Linked DNA regions of Mus musculus: all the other regions are linked to region 1. Evidence: chromatin loops called from intact Hi-C (ENCODE). Cell type or tissue: gastrocnemius. All regions are shown on one strand.

What was found. Peaks named below come from ENCODE experiments on the same cell type or tissue, not always from the same donor. Only the 100,000 strongest peaks of a DNase experiment are listed, where the experiment ranks them.
Region 2: it touches region 1 in a loop (4-fold over the local background); 5 of 42 quality-filtered maps call a loop at or near these places.
Region 3: it touches region 1 in a loop (7-fold over the local background); 15 of 42 quality-filtered maps call a loop at or near these places.

The regions. Positions count from the first base shown.
Region 1 is chr8:127,436,313-127,441,312 of GRCm38, reverse strand. All of the region lies in intron 20 of Pard3 (par-3 family cell polarity regulator), which reads right to left. It overlaps LOC115486907 (a long non-coding RNA gene), which reads left to right and starts at 28. Exons shown (of 2, transcript XR_003947489.1): 1 at 28-225. In gastrocnemius, a CTCF peak has its summit at 2,547; DNase peaks (open chromatin) are centred at 93, 985, 1,646 and 2,528; H3K4me3 peaks cover 3,805 bases; H3K27ac peaks cover 3,216 bases.
Region 2 is chr8:127,187,778-127,192,777 of GRCm38, reverse strand. All of the region lies in intron 2 of Pard3 (par-3 family cell polarity regulator), which reads right to left. Among named protein-coding and RNA genes, the nearest start is that of Pard3, 130 kb to the right of the region's middle. In gastrocnemius, CTCF peaks have their summits at 1,264 (motif pointing left) and 2,246 (motif pointing left); DNase peaks (open chromatin) are centred at 1,245 and 2,228.
Region 3 is chr8:128,355,311-128,360,310 of GRCm38, reverse strand. It overlaps Nrp1 (neuropilin 1), which reads right to left and starts at 1,238. Exons shown (of 17, transcript NM_008737.2): 1 at 679-1,238. The coding sequence starts at 751. A930035F09Rik (a long non-coding RNA gene) reads left to right here and starts at 2,074. Exons shown (of 3, transcript XR_879381.3): 1 at 2,074-2,930. It overlaps Mir1903 (microRNA 1903), which reads right to left and starts at 1,070; the gene lies at 991-1,070. In gastrocnemius, CTCF peaks have their summits at 2,091 and 3,037; DNase peaks (open chromatin) are centred at 2,126, 2,338, 3,108, 3,215 and 3 more places; H3K4me3 peaks cover 4,204 bases; H3K27ac peaks cover 4,448 bases.

The DNA.
Region 1 (5,000 bases):
TGTAAGTGCTGACAGGCAGCTGCTCAGTGGTTTGGCTGCTCATTTGCAAGTCCACACCCCTAGGGAGGGCATGCCAAACCAAGCCTGGCCAGAGAGTGATCAACCTTCCTTCATTACAGCCAGGGCGGCTCAGTGGCAGGATTGCAGACGTGACAACTTCTACTTTGCCACCACACTCCAATCAATGTCCAGGAGCTGCTGTATTGCCCAGGGAACGCTTCACAGGTGAACGGGTGGGGATGTGTCTCTGCTGGGAGGGGCTTTCCTAGCAGGGCCAAGCCCAGGGGCTTATCGTCAGCCCTGAAGAGAACCTGGTTTGTTGGTTGGGACATGCCTGTCTCTTAGTACTCCCAGATGGAAGCAGCAGGCTCTGAAGGTCAAAGTCCTAGGTTACATAGTGGTTACATAGTAAGTTTCAAGACAGCTGGGCTATAGAAGCCCTGCCTTAGACTAACAAACAACAACAAAACGAGGACAATTTCAGTCTACTAGCACCCATGATTGTTTTCTTATAAGTAACTATATCAGAATCAACCCTCCGAGAGAGAAAGATGACATCATCTGTAATTGCAAAACAGGAAAAAGGCTTTGGAGCATGTAGTCCAGTGGTGGAGAAGGTGCCTGCCAGACTCAGGGCTATTCCAGAACTAAGCATAAAAACTACTCCCCACCCTCTGGAATTAAAAAAAAAAAAAAGTGAAATTCTTGAGGTTTAAAAGTTCACCTTGAGATGTGGTTCCCACCAGTTATGAGGATAGGGAATGGCTAAGAGTTGCCGAATAAACAGACAGTGGCTAGACACAGAACCAGGACCTCATACATGGTAGAAAAAAATGCTCCAGCACTTAGCCACCTCCCTGGACCCTAAAGGTGAGGCTTGAAGATTCCAGAGAGAACCTCAGCAGGAGACGTGCTGAGTACAGCAGCTTGTCGTGGGCGGAGCCTGAGAGGAGCAACATGCTCTTCTGCACAGTCAGCATCAGGTGGGCAGGCAGAGACAGCCAAGGTAGAATTATCCCTGGGGGAAGGAGTGCAGACAGGTTCTGAGCAGCAGGCAAGGATGACTGTATACTTGTTTCGAGAGCGAAGAACAGAAGAGGTGGAGAACGGTCTGAGGTGCAGGAAAGTGCACGTAAGGAATGGGGTAAATGGCTGGTAGCATTGTGACTGGCACCAGAGCTCTGTGGGACTATCCTGAACAGTAGGAAGAGAATGAGCAGGCTGTGCTTACCGTCAGTGTTGGTGAAGGGATTCTGTCATCACATGAAGGACAGTCACTTAGGAGAGGAGGTATGTTTGATTCAGTAACAAGAGCCTTATGCTCAGTTTTGGAGGATGGGCTGGGGAAGTGTAAGCAAACAGCAGAGTGCTTGCCTAGCGAGCAGGAAGCCTTGGGTTCTATCCCAGAAAAGGGCTGGGTGGGGGAGGAAAGAAAAGAATAACTTGGGGATAACAAAAGAGCTCGGAGGCATAGAGAGAAAACAGTGAGGAAATCAGGCAGAAACGAAACTGGTCAGGACCAAAGGGCACAAACTCCTGTAGCTCAGAGCTAGAACAGGAACACTTGCTTTGGCAGCACACACAATAGCGTTGGGGTGGATTTCACCGCAGCTGTGGCCCATGCACAGGTCCGGCAGCATGGTCCCCAAAAGAGACAAAATGGCTGGCCAGCTTGGCACCTGGCTGGATTTCAGTGTGCACCACCCCCACTTCACAGAGTGATTTGGCAAGTTAAGTCACTTATTGAGCCCCGGTGTTGTTAGTCTCTCTACCCATAAAATGCAGCTAAAAATAGCACCTTCTAGGATTATGGCGAGGATTACATGGGTTAGGGAAAATAATGTTCTCAGCAGATGTACACCAGTTTCAGCAGGCAATGGCCGCTAAATGCCAGCTGCAGCAGGCTGCCCAAGGAAAGTTCTTCCCGTAAAGAAGTCATGGCCTGCATGTGCCCTACAAAGCCAGAAACAGGACCCAGGAGCAGTGCTGTCACCAAACAGAAACGAGCAATGAGTAGAAGGAATGACAGGAGGACAGGTGTTCGCAGTCCACTCAGCCCAGCCCATCTGTTACTATGGAGACCAAGAATATGATGTCATCTTTCTCTTCCTGAGATAAGGGGGGGTCCTGTAGTGTAGGGTGACTTTGACCTTCCTATCCTTCAGCCTTCATCCCCACCCCACCCCCGCCCTCCACTCCCAGTAATAGGTCTACATGTATGCTCAATCGATACAGTGTGGGCCCACAGAGCCACATCCCTGGATCCCCTTAGTTTTCTTTTGCAAAGACAGAAAATAGTTACATAAGGAGAGATAGAGAGCCTGGGGGTGGGGAGCAGTTAATCACAATATAAATATTATAAATATTATGGAAAGAGAGGGTAAGGAGGTGTGGCTGTCATCGCCCTGTCAAACCACACCTCATTTAGGAGTGCCTGAAGATTCTGAGCTGCAGGAGTGGGTTAGGTCCCAGCTGAGTTCACACAGCGGCAGCATGTGCATTACAGGTTGCCCTGCAGGAGACTGTAACAGCTCCAGAGCACCCCCTGTTGTCAAGGCACATGTGTGCCTGCATGTGTGAATTGCCATCCAGGGAGAAAAATACCTGATGCTGACATAAGCCGCAGTGGCTGCTCACACCCTTTGAGGGTGCTTGGCTTGAGGGAAGGATCCTACCTCATTTTCTGAATCTGATGCTTTGAATCTTAGCAACACCCTCATGTGGCAACTGTAGCATTACATCATGCTTGAATCCATCACCACTGGAGCATACAGCCTAAGACCTGGGTGCTATGAATAGCCCAACATGTGGGAATGCACATGGCTTAGATACCTTCTGTGCAAGGCTGGACACAGAAGAAAACATCTATCATAACATGTAACAGACATGCAACATGTTACATAAAGTGGAAATACCCTGTAGGATATCTGCTTAGTGCCAGGACACACATGTGCAAGGCAGATGTGAACAATGGGATGCTCTTCCAAAGGTGGCACTGGCATTGCCACAAATGCATGGTTCCTTCAGACAAGAGTGTCTCGATTACCCGTCTACTGCTTACTACACTGGTCTGGGTTGCTCAATACTTGCTGCCACTGTCTAGGTTTAAAAGAAGTTGACCCGTATGAGAAAGGACAAGGGTGTAGGTTTCTAGGAAGTAGCTAGGAACACTGGCCAGAGAACGAGATACATGAAAAAGGGAATTTTGGAAAGCCAGCTAAAGGAAGGTGCTCCCAAGGCCATCATCCTGAGGTCAAGGAGTGCCAGGTGATACAGATCAGCTCAGGAATGCAGTAGGGAGTGCCATCTTGCTTAGTGTGGTTCTGATGCTAGTGACTGAATTCTGCCAGCACCTGGATCTGCAAAGTCCTGCTTAGAAGGCTACCCTTTATGGCTTAGGGTGTAAAACTCCACTTACAGTTAATGATCCAGGAACCAGGGGTATGTTTATACTGGCTTCTGGGGGAATGTTTGATGGCTGCTCTGAGGAGAGGCTGTTCAGAGGTCAGGCACTCTGAACAGTCCCAGAGAACTGGGTAGAGCTGCCCCAAAGGCTGTAGAAGAAACCGTAAGCACAAAGGTGGAAGTCGAGAAAGGAGTTATGCTCAGTTAACTTCTGTTAGAATTCCTGGGTACTGTGTACCAGTCGGCCAAGGCTTCACCCTTGTCCTTCCTCAAGGCAGGTGAAGAATCTAACATTCTCTGCCATTGTCAACTTTAACCCAAGGAAGCAGTTACTCATAGGCACCAGCCAGTGGAAAGGAGAAAAGAGACACTGTAACAAGAAGTGTGGCAGGAAGTGTCAATGTAGCTGAGTGCAGTTTGCAGTTTTAGATCCACCACCCTGTAAAGCAAAAATACCACAGATTTAACAGTGAAGCCATCTGTGTGTGTGTGTGTGTGTGTGTGTGTGTGTGTGTGTGTGTGTAGGTGGGAAGGATATTCAGGTAGGGGGTTAGAAAGATAGAAAGAAGAGGTTCTGGTGCTAGGTGATGTCAGAGAGGAAGAGGCCAGTAATAGATGGCCTTCAGGGATGTAGAAGAGGAAAGATTAGCATCACAGATCAGGTGATGCTCTGGGGTTGGGGGTGGGGAACAGGGTGATGTGGAAAGCCAGAGTGTTTGCTGATGGACTTACTACAGTTTCTAGCTTCCACCTGTAATGGGCATTGTTCAAACCAGCAAGGGTACATGCTGCAGGCATGGGCCAAAAGATCAAAAATACTCAGGCCTTCTACTTCCACTCCCCAGTCAACTCCAAAAGTTGCCCCATAGATACCTTCTTGCAGCCTCCATTTTTGACTCTAGTCATTGACAAGCTGCCTTCTGTGGCCACAGTGGGACCCACACAAGATGTGAATCCTCAGGTTAATAGACTGGGGCTAGAACAAGGTTCTACATATTCACAAGCCTACTGTTTGATATAAGGACTGCTATTAAGAGTTGTCCCAACGCTTTGGAGCTAATCAAGAGAAGAAGAGAGCCATGCAAAGGGAAGAGGCAGATATACAGCTCTGGGGGCAAACAGAGACCAGAGTCTTGCAGCCACCAGCCCATACCCAAGCATAAATGTCAAAGAGAGTACTGCCCATCCAGAGCTCAAAGCAGGTGCCTCAATTAAAGGTATAAACTTGGGAGTCCTCTCCTTAGCCTGGGAACCTGAAGGCTCTGTTCCAGATAACATCTACTCTCTATGCTACTGAAAATGAGGAAGAAAACAGAATAGAGAAGGGAAGAAAGGGGCTGGAGAGATGGCTCAGCCCTTAAAGGCGAGTCTCAAAACCAAAAATGTAAGAGAAGGGGAGAGAGGACAGGTCCTGCAGAACCCCAGCACTAGAGGACTAGATGGCACAGGATTAGGCAGTAAAGCGAACAGAGCAGACAGCAAGCCCATGGGCCCAGCATAGGCTTGGAAGAGTGAAAGCATCAGAATGGAGACTGCTGGAGAGCTTTGCAGAGCAGGACCAGAGGGAGACTTAGTGAAAGGGTTCAAGGGAAAAG
Region 2 (5,000 bases), 250 kb after region 1:
TCCCAGCCTCACGCTAACTCCCAGCTGAGCTCCACCACAACAGTGTTCTAGTTCTCAGTCAGCGCTGGCGGCTGTCTTCCAAATATCATCACCCAGTCTGTGAGGGCCAGTGGTGAGAGTCCATAAGTATAAGTTAACCGGGGCAGCCACTGGACATGGAGGAGCCTGACAACTGAAGGTCAAACGGGCCCGCACTGCCTCTCAGTCAGTCAGTCAGCACAGCTGAAGTTAACATGCCAGGTCCCATTAAAATGAATATTGCCAACCAATTAGTAGAATAAATGGTTTGCCTCATAATGGGCTTTGTCTGTGTTAATTCGCCTGCGTGCTGGAGGATCTACAAGTAGAAGCAGGACCAGGTGCGATCCCAGTGCTGTGGCGGAGAACCCAGGACACAGGTGCAAGACAGGAGTCCACAGCAGTCAGAGGAAAGTCGGTCATATGTGAAAATCAGGAAGAACAAAGTAATTCTATTGTCATCCAACATAGAAACCAACATAGAGACAACTGCTTACTAAGCTAAGCATTCAAAACCCTAAATGTAGCAATAGAGGAAGTAAGGAGGGAATAATGGTACTGAAAACCAAGGGTGTGGGCAAAGCAAGCTCCACACCACTGATACAAAATAACCTTAAAAGTGTGCCCATGTGCTTTGCAGAGAGCTACAATGGCTTACATAGTAAGTGGCCTCATTTTGTGACTGCTTTGTCTCCAGAGAACGGTAAGTAAAACAACCCTGCTGGACAGGGCTCCGTGAGCACGGCTTCTCACGAGACCCATAAATTAATCGACATATCTTTTATTTGAATTCCTTTCTCATTCTTTTCTAAGGCAAAGATGAAGCCAGCTATGCACAGGCTTTTTCTTGGCTAACTCTTCCTATCTTGACATCTTGAAACAAGTCAAAGGGTGGATTTTAAAACGAAGTAAAAAAAAAAAAAAAAAACCATCACTATCAAAGGCCTGACACGCATTTTGAAGTTGTACAATGACAGTACCCACTAGCATTAAGGCTCGTTCCACCCACAAGTGTCATTCTTGATTGCAAGTGGCCCTGTGTGTGAAGCCTTACCCCAGAGCCCTGCCACGGGAATGCTGGGAATTTTCCATATCGTGTGTTTGAATTCACTGTGCTGCTTTGCCACTGGGTTTTAGGTGTTCAGTAATAATGTGCTTTGTTCTCAAAAGTGTCCCTCACACCTGCCAACTGAGAAACAAGGAGGCTCTCACAGAATGATGTGTTGTTGCGCTGCCCTCTAGTGGTAACTCAAAGCAGAGCAGAAAGGGGGGAGGACCAGGAGAAAAGGCTAAACAGAATGGGGGGAAATGATGAAGAGATCACCTCTAAAGATTTAGTAGTACCCTGTTATTCGATTGGTATAAAACAACTCTGCTGGCATGTCACTACAGACCTGTCTACTCACTTTCAAAACCTCCACGTAAGAAAAATCCAGAGTAAAATCAGCAAGCACACACGTGTATAAACATATACACAAATTAATTGCAGCTTTAAGAAAAGAGAACACTAGCAAGGGCAGGTCTACAGAACGTAACATTTGTTAAGGTGATGAGGACAGAGTGATGCTTCCTAAGACACAGTGGAGGGTGGGCAGGGAGAGAGTGGACCCTCTAGCTAGGATGTGTGCTCTAAGATGCAGCCATATTCACACAACAGTGGCACAAACTCCCACCTTGAGAGGCTGAGTAGGAAGATCACGAGTTCAAGGCCAGCCTGGGCTCCAACACAGCACATCTCAGGCCAAAGTGGGAAAAACAGCGAGAGCCTGTCTGCAAAAAGAGGAGGTGGTACAGCAGCCATTTCTCCAGGATTCAGAGCACGTAAAGAAATATCTAAATTTTCTGAAATAAATAAAACTTAACAAGCCTGAGTTGCTTTTGGAGGTTACACATCAAAAATCAAAATTAACCCATAGGTTCACACTGGCAAGATTTCCTTCGTAAAAGTCAAATCAAGTCTGTAGGGGAGGAACCAAGTAGGGTAGGTATCAAGGGGCTTTCGAAGCAGTCTCTTCTAGTCAGAACAGGCAGGCAGCGGGAACCTGGGTTCTCCAAAGACGCCTCACAATGCTGTTTGAACACTTACAGAAACCTCTATGACAACATCTTAAAATAAAATCTATCTTCACAAAACAGACCAGCTCCGTCCCGAAAGTATGCAGACGTGGGTCACTTATCATCCAGCAATAGCCTTCAACTACAGGCATACAGCGACCTCTTCTGGATCATGAAGGAAATGCCCCAACAGCAAAACAAAGGACTTCCATCTCCAGGTAAACCACAAAACTGCCCAGCCACTTCCCTCCGGGCAACAGCCACAAAATCATGTGTGAAGCTGAGCTCTAAGGATGTTTATCTTTGATTCAGAAATCAGTTATGAACCATCCAAAGACATCCTTTCCCTTGTTACCATATACATGCTTTATAAAGGTTTCTTTCACAGTTCTGAGCAGCAGGAAAGATGCATGACTTGAGTCATTTTGAAGACTGTTTATAACCACACCTAGGATCGGAACACCATTAGCATAATATCTCAGATTCTCTCTGCTCTGGAATTCTTATCTTTGGAACTAAAAATGGCCAGGCCTGAAGATAGATGAAGATTCTGCCAGAAGCATGCCTCCGGAATGGGTGTGTGTTATGAGTGCCACTCCTTTAACAAAACACAGAAAACACACACACTAGAAACCTTGTTCCTAATAGAGTAGAAAAGGGACCACACCTGAGGCAGTGAAAACCACATTCAAGCTTCCCTCACCCTGACCACTCAAAAAAGGAGCGCTGCTATGGGGGATTTTAAGGACATAAATAATAATGCATCAAGCACATGGTTTGCCTCCAATGGGCATCACATACCACATATATAAACAAAAGACAACAGGCTGTGATATTCCCTCCACAAACACTCTCACAATTCTCTTTAAGGAGCAGACGTACATTCTAACAATCCTCTTGTATAGAAATCACACACAAGCAAGCAGGTGCCAGCAGGTGTTGAGGATCCCAGGGAACTGAGCAAACCTGTTCATTTCAAGATGCAGAGACTACAGGCAAAGTGCTACACAGGCTGAACACAAGGATCCTCAAAAGATCTTCTACAAGGCCTCTGTGCTCTGGGAAGATAGAAGTTAACATAATATGGACCTTTAAAGGGGTATCTGAGGCCAGACATGGTGGTTCACGCCTGTAAATCTACCATTCGGGTGACTGAGGCAGTGGGATGGCTAGTTCAAGGCCAGTCTTGGATGTATAGACAAACCATGCCTCAAAGAAAAAAAGATCAGGAAAATGGCATTCCTATAAAGGACAATTTGACAACATCTGTCACTCTATATAACGCACCATTTCCCTTGCTAGTTAGGGAATTGTGAGATACGTTTAATACAGCACTGTTTTTAATTAAAAGAAAAAGAAGGGAATGTGATATATTTAATAAACATAAAACAGTTTCCTGATTATAAAGAGAGGCTGAGTGCATCTTGTGCTCAAGCAAGACACCCCAAATTATATGCGAAAATCGTAAAGACACTTTCGTTAAGACTACCCCTTCATTTCGTGCAGTTTTCCTATACACTTGCCATATCTGCATCATGCAAACACTTATGGTTAATTCTGTCTGATGGAGATAGAAGGGTGCTTTCGCTTCCTTGTGTTCTTCTAGGAGGTGGCCTCCTCATCAGGAATATGCTCTATCCTTAAAGGAACTCCAATACTTTGCTTATGTTGGTACTCATGCAGAAAAGCTAATGATTAGTCAAAATTAACCAAGGCCTTCCTACAGCTGTCTATCCATCTGAGACCCAGGTGACACTTTAGAGAACAAAGTTTAAAGGCAGCATCTTAGAGGAGAAATCTTGGAGATGATTGACAGTGGGTGAGGGAGGGCAGAGAGCAGAGGCATCTGCACTTGGCTGAATCTTTAAGCCTGGCTTTTACTGCCAGATCAAGGAGTCATGTGTTAGTGTGTCAGGACCCTGGGCTCTCCCAAGGTTGCATTGCATCTAGGAAGGAGAACCCCTGAGACATCAGCTAGCTCTCCTATACCTCACCCACCTCCAACATTACCAACAAGCCTGCCATGGTAGCCATGTCTACCCCAACACCTAAGCCTGCTGTAGTGGCCAAGTCCTGAGTGCTGTTACCCATGGGGTCTTTGTGTCTGCTCTTCCCCCTCTCTATAGCTAACACAGTCATCCTCCTCTCCTTCCTGCCTTCTTCACTGGCATTTTAGATGCTCAGTGGTCTGCAGTGAGCCAAATTATGCTATCAAAATACAGACCTTATTACTCTCAGATACAAACACCTGCCCCTTGGCTTCAAAATGCCCCTATCAGAAACCTGCACGGACCTTGAATGGACTTGGTTAGAATGCTACCTCATCAAAGGACAAACTCCCTTAGCCTCTTCCAAAGCAGACCCTATACCTCGAGCTACTCAGTCCTGACATCCCTCGGGAGCCACATGTATCCCTGCCTGCCATTATTTGAGATGCACTATGTCTACAGTCCACCACAATCATCATAGGCACAAAATGCCTCACTAAGCCTTGAACTATGCTAAGTCCCAAGTCACCAAGCATTCACTGGATACTGGATGCTAGCTGGCCCACTACCCCGAACACCTTCCTTAAGCTCTTTCTTCATGCCTTATCTACAGGAAGACTAATGCTCCTTTCCCTCCAAACCATCTCTTCCCATTCTACAACTGCAAACGCTTCCCATTCCTTTGGTAGAATGTTGCACTTGCAATGGCAAGCTGGCATGGTCTAGCCTTCCTCTATATGCCCTAGCAGTGTGCCACCATTATTAACCTGTGTGGTATTCACGGTGAACATCATCAGGGTATCAGCCTGATATCTCCTCACACACGGCAACAAAGAGAGCTCACAAGACACATGTCCAGGGGGCATTCTCATCCCTCACATGCTAGGAAGCAATGGGTCGAGTGACAGGCAGGTCCATGCAGGAGGTTACATTCTGGAG
Region 3 (5,000 bases), 920 kb before region 1:
ACACTCTTTATGTTCCAAGGCACTGTTTATACCCAGGACTGCCTTTCATTTACTTAACAGTGAGTGGTTTTAAAAGCCAACTGGAAGCTGCAACAGGGTTACGAATTCTCAGACACGCTGGTACCTCACACTGAATAGATCCAAAGCCTTTATTGACAGTGCGACTTTCATTCATACTTCAGACTGATCACAGACGGTTTACAAAGGCAGCGGAGAGTTCCAGCGCCAAGACTGACCGCTATCTCTCTGTGTCGCCCACCAGAGGAAACCGAGCAGGGGTGTTTTGAGGAGAACCAGGAAGTCCTCCCGGTGAAGTGTTCATTAACTCTCAGCAGCCATCAGATTTTTGAAAGGGAGTCTCATTTAATTGCCTCTGGGAGGAAACATTATTAAGATAATTGGTGTGCTGATCTGGGAAGGTAGGCAGCTCTGTCTCGAAACAGAGGCAGGAGAAGCCAGCAACCAACTGGAGCAGGGGGCCGAGGGTTTGTGGTCCTCCTGCCCCAGACGCCCTGACTTCTCCGTTCCTTGCGCAGGCAAGTTTCCTGCGCCCGGCAGCCGTGCGCGCGTCCCGTGGCTGGGGCTGGAAGTCCCGTGGCTGGGGCTGGAACCCCTTCGCCCGAGGGGACTCGGCAGCCCCGGGCACTCTGGTTGCTCCCGTCTCCGGCTGTCACTTACCGCTGCGGAAAGCGCCCGCCAGGGCGAGGGCAAGGGCGAGCGTGGCGCACAGCAACGGCAGCCCCCTCTCCATCCTCCTTCGCCAAGCCAGTCCCCAGGCAGCCGCAGGAGAACACGATTGCGCGGACGAAAAACCAGCAAACGATAATCTTAACAATCCGAAACGCTCTTAAGTCCGCCTAAGAACCAGAAAATCCTCAGCGGGTCTTGGCGGGGAAGGCTAGCGGCGAGGCAATGCCTGAATTCGCGAGAAGCGCTTTTCTTTTTGTGTCTCAAGTCGCCTGCATCCTGTCATTTAGCTCCGATTTCCTCTCCCTTTTCCCACACTTGTTCCTCTTCCAGGAGCCACTGCCCGGGCCATGTCTCAGGAAGAAGAAGAAGGAGGAAAAAAAAGAGGGGAGGAGTTGCGAGGAGGAGGGGAGAGGGCGGGCGACACACCAAAGCCAATTTCTAGAGGGAAAGAAAAAAAAAATCCCGCTTGATTCTGGACGGGTTGGAGCCGAGGAGCTGGCGCCCAGAGGAGGTCCGGGTTGTCTGCGGGAAGGAGAGAGAGCAATGAAAAGATGAGCGGGAGAGCAAGGACTTTCTCCACTGGCACCCGCCTCTCTCTCCGACCTCCCCCTCCCTCCCAGAGCCCTTCCCTCCCTTCCTCCCGCCCCCTCCCCGCACAGCTCTGCCAGTGATTGCCTGGCTGGAGATTCAGAGACACAAGTTTCTCTCCGCGTGCTTTCCCGGTTGGTCCTCTGGGCTCCCCCCTCCACCCCACCTCCGGGTACCCTGCTGTGCTCTCCGCGGGAAGAAGGTCACTAGGGAGCAGGTTGTCTGCGCCCAGAGCGCAAGGTCACGTATGTGTGTCAGAAGGGGCAGTACAAGTGGTACCAGCCCCAGTGGCAGGCTAGTCTACCTTGACGAGATCTCTGCACCCCAGAACTGAACTAGGCTGCTCGTGTAGGCGAGGATCCTGGAGTCAAGGAGTTCCGAGAGACCGGGGTTAGCTGCTACTTCACGGAACTCCTAATCCCTAGGTACCGGCGCCCCCGGAGGCGTGGATCGCGCTGTCAGTCCCCGCTTTCACTTCCTGGGTGTCAGCCTGAGGTTTGGGGCAGGAAGCAGTCGGGCGCTCCAGGACGCTCCGAGTAGGACTTAGACTAAAAGAAGAACGCCTTGGTTGTTCTGCGAGACACGCTGTTGATCTTAGAGAACTGTGACCCAGTCTGCCACGTAAAGCATAGGCAGACTTTCTTAGAGCACGGACCCTGGCTGCAGCGGAACAAGGTCTCCTCGCCGTGCATAAAGGCGAGGATGGGTACCTGATACCCCCATCCCCACCCCTGACGCTTCAGGCTGCATTGTTCCCCGAGATTTGGTCCCCTCTTCTTTGGGGTTACATGAGCTCGGAGGATGGATGGTGGCGCGCCTTTCAGCTAGGGGGCAGCCGCCAACAGTCGCAGACCAGCCACGTAGAACTCCAAGAATCTGAATCAGGGGTCGAGGGACCCATTTCTGTGCACACCGAGGGAAGGATAAGACTGGCAACGACCCCTTGTGAGGGTGACAGGATGATCTTTGCAAGGGTCTCCTAGTGCCAGGTTTAGATTACAGGCAATTGTGTCTACTGATCCTCCAGCCTCATACGCCACCCACTTACGAGGTGCGTCCCTGGTGTCTGCCCAGTGCCTCCCCTCCCCCATGTAGTCCGGTTCCATCCTCGAGGGCTTTCCGAGAACTGCAGCAGGTGGCTTTGGTTTATGAATAGCAAGGACACCCAGGGACATAAACTGGTTGAGGCTTCTGATCAAGTACATATACCGGGCTCAATGACCTCCGAAGGAGCTGGTGGGTAAGGTGAAAAGGTCATACGCCTTCTGGGAAGTGGCATTTATAGACATACTGCCACCACAGAGACTGACTCCTACCTGGTACAAGGGGTTGCAAAGATTTGGGAATGCTGGCAAGGAGACTCTGGTCAAAGGTTTTGGCTGAAAAACTAGGGTCATTCAGGGAGAAAGATCGCTCAGGACACTGGTGCCCTAGGCCAGGACTCTGCGTTGGATGTCTGGGCTGGGCGCTGAATTGAGGCTTGTCCGTTGTGCGGATCTCCCTCCTGGGCTCCCGCGCAGGACCCACTGGCTCCAGAGTCCAGCCTTCTTTCCGGCCCTGGTTACCAGCCCCGCCTCCAACGCAGCCTCTCCCTCCCTGCCCCACCGCAGCGCCAACCCTGCGTGCAGAGAGCCAGCCCCGGAGCGCCCCCGGTTAGTCGCCCCTAGCTTCCTCTTTGGTTCTCCGACCCTTTGGAACTCCGGGTGGGTTGGTTGGGCGTGCCAGAAGGCCGGGAGTCAAACGCCTGAGTCGAGCGGAAGGGGCAGTCGTGAGGCCGTTGGCCCTCTGCAGGCAAGGTCTAGGCGATAGCCGCGCCCAGGGTAAAGCTAGGGGAACGAGAGTGGCGGCGGCGGGGGGGGGGGGGGGGGGGGGGCGGCAGCCCTGGCGATGTGCCACACGGAGCGCGTGTCCCCGCCTCCCTGCGCCAGGCATCGGGCGCATCCTTGCCAATTCCAACTATGTTGGGCAAGCCTTAGATTCAGGGTGACCCCGCGCCACCCTAGTCCTGGAGTCCAACGGACAGGCGCCTCGCCGGACTTGGCGAGTCGACATAAGAGGGAAACCAGGCCAAAATTGTGGAGATCCAGATCCTTGTCTCTTTCCGAAGAGGAACCCCTTTGCCTGGCTAGCCCAGGCGAAGCTGAAGCCTGTATTTAACCAATCTGCCCTGGGTCGGGTGAGATAAGGGGCACACTTAGGACACTTGAGTGATCAACTGGTGCGCCCTGGAAGGGACAGTTCCCCATACCCAGAAACAAGAAGCTTGGGGAACCAGTGAAAGACTCCTAGTTTTCTGGCTCAGCCCCTAAGTTCTCTTGATAGCTTTTCTCGGTTGTAAGGCATGCCCTGTGTGTACTTTAGGGGAAACATACTTAAAGCTATTGTTTCTCATTTTCCAGAACTGAGGCTTTCCTAGACACTTTTTCTTTTCCACAGTGGGTCTGAGAAATGGAGCCAAGCCACTCTAATAAATAATTGCCAGCTAGTGCGTAGGTATACTGCTAACCGTTCTGGTTAACAACCTTTTCCTGTGCCATAGGATCCCATCAAGAGAGACAGGCCATTTTAGATACCTGTACTTCTCCACCCAGGGAAACAGAGTGGCTTTATAGGAGAGCAAGTGTGAGACAGAGGAAGAATTTGGCAGTATTCCTAGTTTGATTTTATTTTGGTCTCGTGCACATATCCCTCTTCTTGATATCACAGATCTGCCTAGGAGACAGGGTCTGCTTCTACCTTCGGGTGATTTATCTATCTGCTGCCCTAACCGTGCTGGATAGAGGCTGTCCATGGTCAGTTCCACCTCAGGGGCTGCTGAGGTTGGGGCCTGTTTGAGCACAGCCAGTATGAACTAGCTGGGTGGAAAAACCTTGCTCCTTTCACCAAGCCACATCACTTTGCTAGAAATAAGAGAGTCATTGCTCCCAGAAGGCCTTTGGACCACCTAGTTCTCAAGGGTACAATATGGGGATCCCAGTGTAGCTCAAAACCACATCAAGTGCAGTCAAGATTATGCATTGTGTTGTTTTTAAAGTCAAACCTATGGCAATAAAGAAACAAAGAATTCTTAGGAGCTAACCAACATCTAACATGGAAGAAGAGAAACTGCAGTTTACACATTTGGTGGTATGGGGCCCCGATCCCAGCACTCTGGAACAGGAGGCATGAGGATCAGGGTTTCAAGGTCAGAGTGAGTTCAAGGTCAGTCTGTGCTACCTGAGACACTGCCTTCACAGAACAAAGAAACTTAGAAAAAAAAAAAAAAGAGAGAGAGAGAATCCCTTTGGGTCAGGAGAGATGGCATTGTGGTGAAGGGAAGGTTTTGCTCTTTCAAGTTCAGTTCCCAACAGTTACACTGGATAATTCAAGACTACCTATACCTACAGTTCCCAGGGATCCAATACCCTCTTCTAAACTCCACAGGCACTTCCACTTACATGAGTATACCCAGGCATATGTACACACAATTAAAATAAGTTTAAACACTCTAAATGAGACAGTTTCCTTAAAATGATACCTTTATGAAACAACTGTCATGCAAAAGTTGTCTCTTGGGGATCCTGCTATAGGTATCTGGATTTGTAGTGGCAGAAGAGAATAAATAAAGAAATCTTTAATTTTGTTTCTTTTTAAAAAGCTACTTTAGTTTTTGTTACTTTTGATTATGTGTGTGTGTCCACACATGGTATGTATATGTGAGTGCAGGTGGCCACAGACCAGAG